Regions from separate parts of the Homo sapiens genome. Here region 2 is linked to region 1. Evidence: read pairs that join two places in POLR2A ChIA-PET (ENCODE). Cell type or tissue: PC-3. All regions are shown on one strand. Each heading gives the region's core, and the rest is flanking DNA. Links, peaks and the distances in the headings are about the cores only.

Region 1 (2,906 bases), core at 128-2,627:
AATTCTTGAAGGAGTATTTGCTGCGTGCGACTCTGCTGCTGGTGCAACGGAGGAAGGGGGTGGGGGAAGGAAGTGGCGGGGGAAGGAGTGTGGTGGTGGTTTAAAAAATAAGGGAAGCCGAGGCGAGAGAGACGCAGACGCAGAGGTCGAGCGCAGGCCGAAAGCTGTTCACCGTTTTCTCGACTCCGGGGAACATGGTGGGATTTCCTTTCTGCGCCGGGTCGGGAGTTGTAAAACCTCGGCCACATTAAGATCTGAAAACTGTGATGCGTCCTTTCTGCAGCGACGCCTCTTTCTGAATCTGCCCGGAGCTTCGAGCCCCGGCGTCTGTCCCTCAGCCTGGCATGGCTTCTTCGGGGGTCTGCTTTGCATGGGGAGAGGGGCCACGCAGCGGCGGACTAGGTTTGGGGATTCTCGGTAATGGACCCGGAGCAATGACTAACAGCCGCTCCCTCTCACTTTCCCACAGCGATCACCCTCTAACACCCTCCCTCCCATTCCCGGCCCCGCGCGTGACAAGGTCGGCTGCTTTCAGCCGGGAGCTAGATCGGTGGCCCGGCTCTTCGGAGCCTTAGCAGGCGTTCGCCAAGGGGTGACTGGCTGTCATTGGGAGCAATATTTGGCCTTGAGGAGACCCTGGGGAGGAAGTGGCGGGGAGCTCGTGTTTGCTTGTGTGTGTGTGGGGGGGTGTGTGTGTACACGCGCGTGGGCAGGGTCCCTCTGCGCTTTCCTTTTTAAGTGCCTCTCGGTGGTGAGGCTTTGGGCGGGTGAGACTTTCCCGACCTCGCTCCCGGCCCCACTTAAGCCGGGTTCGAGCTGGGAGACGCAGTCCCTTCAGTGCGCCCCAAATCCTCTGGCTTCAGGTGGCCCGGCGCGGGGGCCCAGCACGACGCACCGCGCCGAGAACCGGGTTCTCCGTGCGCTGCGCCAGTAGCCCTGGGAGCGCGGCGGCCGCGGGGCACCGGCCGAGGGCTCTGCCGAGCGCCGCCGGGAGCTCCTCCCGGACCGCTGAGGCTCGGGCGGCGGGCGCGGAGGTTGGCCTCGCCTGGAGGGGCGGGCCCGCGAGGGGCGGGGGGCTGTGGAGGAGGGGAGGGCGCGCAAGCCCTTTCGCCGCCTGCCGCGGGAGGGGCCTCGGCGCTCACGTGACTCCGAGGGGCTGGAAGAAAAACAGAGCCTGTCTGCGGTGGAGTCTCATTATATTCAAATATTCCTTTTAGGAGCCATTCCGTAGTGCCATCCCGAGCAACGCACTGCTGCAGCTTCCCTGAGCCTTTCCAGCAAGTTTGTTCAAGATTGGCTGTCAAGAATCATGGACTGTTATTATATGCCTTGTTTTCTGTCAGTGAGTAGACACCTCTTCCTTCCCCCTCCCCGGAATTCACTCTGCCCTCACCACCCCTGCTCGCCGGCTGTCCCTTCCGTCGGACCTCCTTTACAATATCCACACTCTGCTCCCTGGCAGCACTGTCGCTCCCTTCTTGGCCCGGCAGCCGGGGCGCTGGAAGCGTACGGGTTCCTTTTAAAGTGCTGCTAGCGCGCACTCGCCCTCTCAGCGTTGCAAGAAAGGGGAGCGCGAGGGAGCTAAAGAGATGAAAGCCCGGGGTTGTACCTTGAGGGCTAACCACTCCCTTCCCCTATCCAACTTGTCTGGGAGAGCCCCCAGTGTCTCCGTGGCGCGTTCCCACTCTCTTGTCAAAACTCACAGAGGTCTCTCCGGAATCGTCTCTCACCCCTTCCCTGGGGATGAGCGGGCACGATCAGGCACTTTTGGCTGAATATTTCAAACTCATCGGCCACAATAAAATAAGCCCTCAAGCCACCCGGTTAGCTCCCAGACCACCTTCTCGGCTTCTGGACCCTGTCGCCCTCTGTCTTCGCCCAGCCCCTGCCTCTCACTTTCCCTCCCTCTGGCTCTGAACCAACTGGAAGTTGTGAAAGTTGGGCTCTGAGGGTGGAGGAAAAGGGAGAGAAGCTGAAGGTCTAAAGTGGAGAGCAATGCCATTTTAATTCTCCCTCCCCCACCCCTTTTCACCCCCTCAATGTTAACTGTTTATCCTTCAAGAAGCCACGCTGAGATCATGGCCCAGATAGCAGTTAGGACAAAAAAAGATTAACAGGATGGAGGCTATCTGATTTGGGGTTATTTGACTGTAAACAAGTTAGACCAAGTAATTACAGGGCAATTCTTACTTTCAGGCCGTGCATGGCTGCAGCTGGTGGGTGGGCGGGTGGTGTGAGGGAGAAGACACAAACTTGATCTTTCTGACCTGCTTTCCATCTTGCCCCTCCATTTCTAGCCCTAAATGCATATGCAGACACATCTCTATTTCTCCCTATTTATTGGTGTTTATTTATTCTTTAACCTTCCACTCCCCTCCCCCTCCCCAGAGACACCATGATTCCTGGTAACCGAATGCTGATGGTCGTTTTATTATGCCAAGTCCTGCTAGGAGGCGCGAGCCATGCTAGTTTGATACCTGAGACGGGGAAGAAAAAAGTCGCCGAGATTCAGGGCCACGCGGGAGGACGCCGCTCAGGGCAGAGCCATGAGCTCCTGCGGGACTTCGAGGCGACACTTCTGCAGATGTTTGGGCTGCGCCGCCGCCCGCAGCCTAGCAAGAGTGCCGTCATTCCGGACTACATGCGGGATCTTTACCGGCTTCAGTCTGGGGAGGAGGAGGAAGAGCAGATCCACAGCACTGGTCTTGAGTATCCTGAGCGCCCGGCCAGCCGGGCCAACACCGTGAGGAGCTTCCACCACGAAGGTCAGTCTCTTCCCCCAGTCTGCGTGGGGGAGGGCTGGTGGGACTGGCTAGAGGGGCAGTGAAAGCCCTGGGGAAGAAGAGTTCGGGTTACATCAAAGCCCCAGTCCAGGAGGCTGAGGAACAGAGCTGCTTACCTCCAAG
Region 2 (2,906 bases), core at 212-2,711, 580 kb after region 1:
TACATGCTTCTCCCATGGGTTCCACAGCGTGGGCTTAATTATCATTAACTCATCACCTGCATCACCCACCATCTCATGATGAATGAGACACACCATACTAGTCACAAAGGGTGAGGTCTCCTCCAGAGCTTTCTCCTGCACAGTCTCTCATCCTCTAGTCAAGAGGATGACTACTCTCCTCCCAACCATCTCCAGAATAATTGTAAAGATTGGGTTGTGGAAGAGAAATCTTGGTCTCGCCTTCATGGGAGGCCTCAAGGCTTGAGATTTCTTTTCCTGAAACTTTCACCCACTCTTTGGGTACCAAAGATTGAATCCTCACCAATGACCATCAAGAAGCCCCACTGCCTATAGCTAGCATTGGGCCAGATGTCTGACAGGTTGTAGGGAGAGTACTTTTAGTCTTCAGCTCAGACTTCTCATGCTTATACACTGGATTTGGATGATTTTCAGATTCTCCTGAAGGCTACTTAAATAGCTCCTCAAAACAATGGGACCCCTAGCGTGAGTTTAGCACACAGGGAAAACAAAGGCATACTCACACTTACAATCACCAGGAGTGACATTCAAATTCAACAACTGGCAGCCATTCATTAATTTGCCGGCTTGTCAACATTCTCAAAAATATAAAACTTCAGAATTTTTGTGGGAATATACTATTATTGTATCCAGCAAATCCTTTTCCATGGGGTTGCCAACCAAAATAAGCCATTTGCTGACCCAACACTGCTAATAGCATAGTTTTCAACAGAGAACGCTAAGTGTCAACTTTCTCAGCCTTCTACTTCCACCTATTACTTGCAATTGTCCAACTACTCTTTAATTCGACTTACTATAACTCAACAAACATTGATTTGAGGGCTATTGCATGACAGACCCTGCTGTTTCAGATGCTGCAGTAAGCAATAATAGCAGAGGATTTGAGAATGTTTACAACACATTTCCCATACTTCATCTCATTTAATTATCTACACCAAATTATTATACAGCTCAGATAAGTAAAACATTGATAGTCCTGTTTCTTACCTCCTTCCATCCAGCAAGCTATTCTTGATCCCTCTAAAGTCAGCTCTCTACTAAAAAAAAAAAAAAAAGAAATAAGAAAACTCAGTGGCCCAGGGAGTTTCAACAACCAGTTTATCTAACTGTTCTACTTGTTGCAGTACAGGCCACAGAGACCTCTACATTTATTCAGTGACCTCAAAAATAAAAATTAAAGTTTCCTCCAAATAAAAATTCCTTAAATGACTTTCACTAAATTTTCAGGCTAGCTTTAATGCTGGCATAAACTAAATAAACAGAATAGAATTTTGTTTATAAACTCTCCAGATTTGGACTATTAGTCATGAGCAACCCATACAAATAAATTTTCAAACTGACCTTTTCTACCCTTGCCACTTCAGTGTAAGTCATCCATGACTTCTGGTCATCCCACATACTTTGTACTGACAAACCTTTAATTTGCAAATGAAGATGGGATGACTTAATAGGTAATTTTTCATTTAAGAAGTAATATTTTTGTTAAGTGCCTTGTCTGACTAAGTTAGCAACCAAAGTTAAATCCACAGAGTATAAAAAGAGTTTTGTTTACACAAAAAAAAGAAAGAAAGGAAGAAAAATTCTTGTCCACTTCATTCTTTGACAATGCATCAGAATAATAGTGGGCTATAAATAGAAGATGCAAGAATGACTAATTCTGTTTTGACTCTATCTCTTCAATGACAAAGGAAACCCCTCTGTACAAACATATTAAGCTAAATCATAACAGCTGGACTTTAGGAATTTTATCTAGAACATCTACATCAAACAACTAAGGGTGCCAACCTTGAAGATGTACAAATAACTCCCAGTGGAACCCAGTTTTATAACTATCAACTCAAGGGACTTGTGATTTAAAAGAAAGATTTAAATACTGCCTTGCTTTAAAAGAATACTCCCTTGAAATCATCACTGCTAATAAAATACAGGAGAAATTTACCCCAAATTACTTTATCCTGGAAAAATCTGTCTTTTGTGACTGAGAGAGCACACATGCTTCATTTATAGCTAGAATCTTTCTTTCTGAAAGCTTAGTTATCCTTCAGAAATTTGTCAGCTAAATTAAGCCCTTAGCCATATAGAGAGAAGTCTGCTGGCACTGCACTGGGAAGAGAATGAATGAAAGACTGGATTGAATTTTCCATGGAAGCCGACAATTAATATTGTTTTCTTTGGTATATCCCTTTCTGTCCGTTGTTTTTGAGCTCTCCAAGAGAAGAAAAAAGTTAAGAAGCCTGATTCAGTCATTTCCAAATCTCACTTCCAGTTTCCATCTTATTTAAGACATGACTTAACTTTAATGTGTGTAACATAAACAGAATCATAAAAGGGAAAGAATTAGAACAGTCTGGAAGAGTCGGTGTCCAAAGCAGGAAAATGCCACAGCTGATTTGCCCTTTTTATTGTTGTTGGTCTTTTCGTTGTTTACTGCAAGGAGAAATTATCTGTTCCTCTGCTGCCGCTTCCTCACCCTCCATTACAATCACTGGGAATTCCAATTTCACAAAGTTATTACAATACAGCCACAAATAATCCATCTTGCCAAGTCCATCTTCAGGGCCGAAGATAAAGTTGGAGCTGAGTTGCTACACACATCTGGAGAAGGTTCGTTACTTGTAATCGTGAGCTGCTCTGTTAATGCACCCATGAGAAAGGGGCTGACAGGCTGCATATTTCTGCAAACTGTTCCCAGAAAGAACCAATTTCCTGACTTCCATGTGGTGTCAATAATGGAGGCATGAGATGGAGCAGTGCTTATGAAATATTAAATCTGCTTACAGGACCAGCTAGAAGCAAATTCAGACCACCTGTGAGAGGAAGTCTAGCAGTGGGTACGCACACTTTGGCACACACATGGCACATGTGAA

Evidence for each region. ChIA-PET counts read pairs that join two places held together with the same protein. Peaks named below come from ENCODE experiments on the same cell type or tissue, not always from the same donor. Only the 100,000 strongest peaks of a DNase experiment are listed, where the experiment ranks them.
Region 2: POLR2A ChIA-PET joins it to region 1 with 14 read pairs; 4 of 35 experiments call an interaction of 5 or more read pairs at or near these places.

What each region holds. Positions count from the first base shown.
Region 1 is chr14:53,951,712-53,954,617 of GRCh38, reverse strand. BMP4 (bone morphogenetic protein 4) reads left to right here. Exons shown (of 4, transcript NM_001202.6): 2 at 1,218-1,342; 3 at 2,389-2,765. The coding sequence starts at 2,396. It overlaps LOC124903317, which reads right to left and starts at 436. Exons shown (of 2, transcript XM_047432035.1): 1 at 1-436. RefSeq lists promoters at 1-190, 1-190, 362-862 and silencers at 869-958, 1,009-1,078. In PC-3, for the core only: no CTCF peak of the experiment used is centred there; a DNase peak (open chromatin) is centred at 1,167; H3K4me3 peaks cover 2,500 bases; H3K27ac peaks cover 839 bases.
Region 2 is chr14:53,367,622-53,370,527 of GRCh38, reverse strand. It overlaps LOC105370504 (a long non-coding RNA gene), which reads right to left. Exons shown (of 4, transcript XR_943876.3): 2 at 1,027-1,076. Among named protein-coding and RNA genes, the nearest start is that of DDHD1-DT, 220 kb to the right of the region's middle. RefSeq lists an enhancer at 1,036-2,906. In PC-3, for the core only: no CTCF peak of the experiment used is centred there; a DNase peak (open chromatin) is centred at 1,437; H3K27ac peaks cover 800 bases.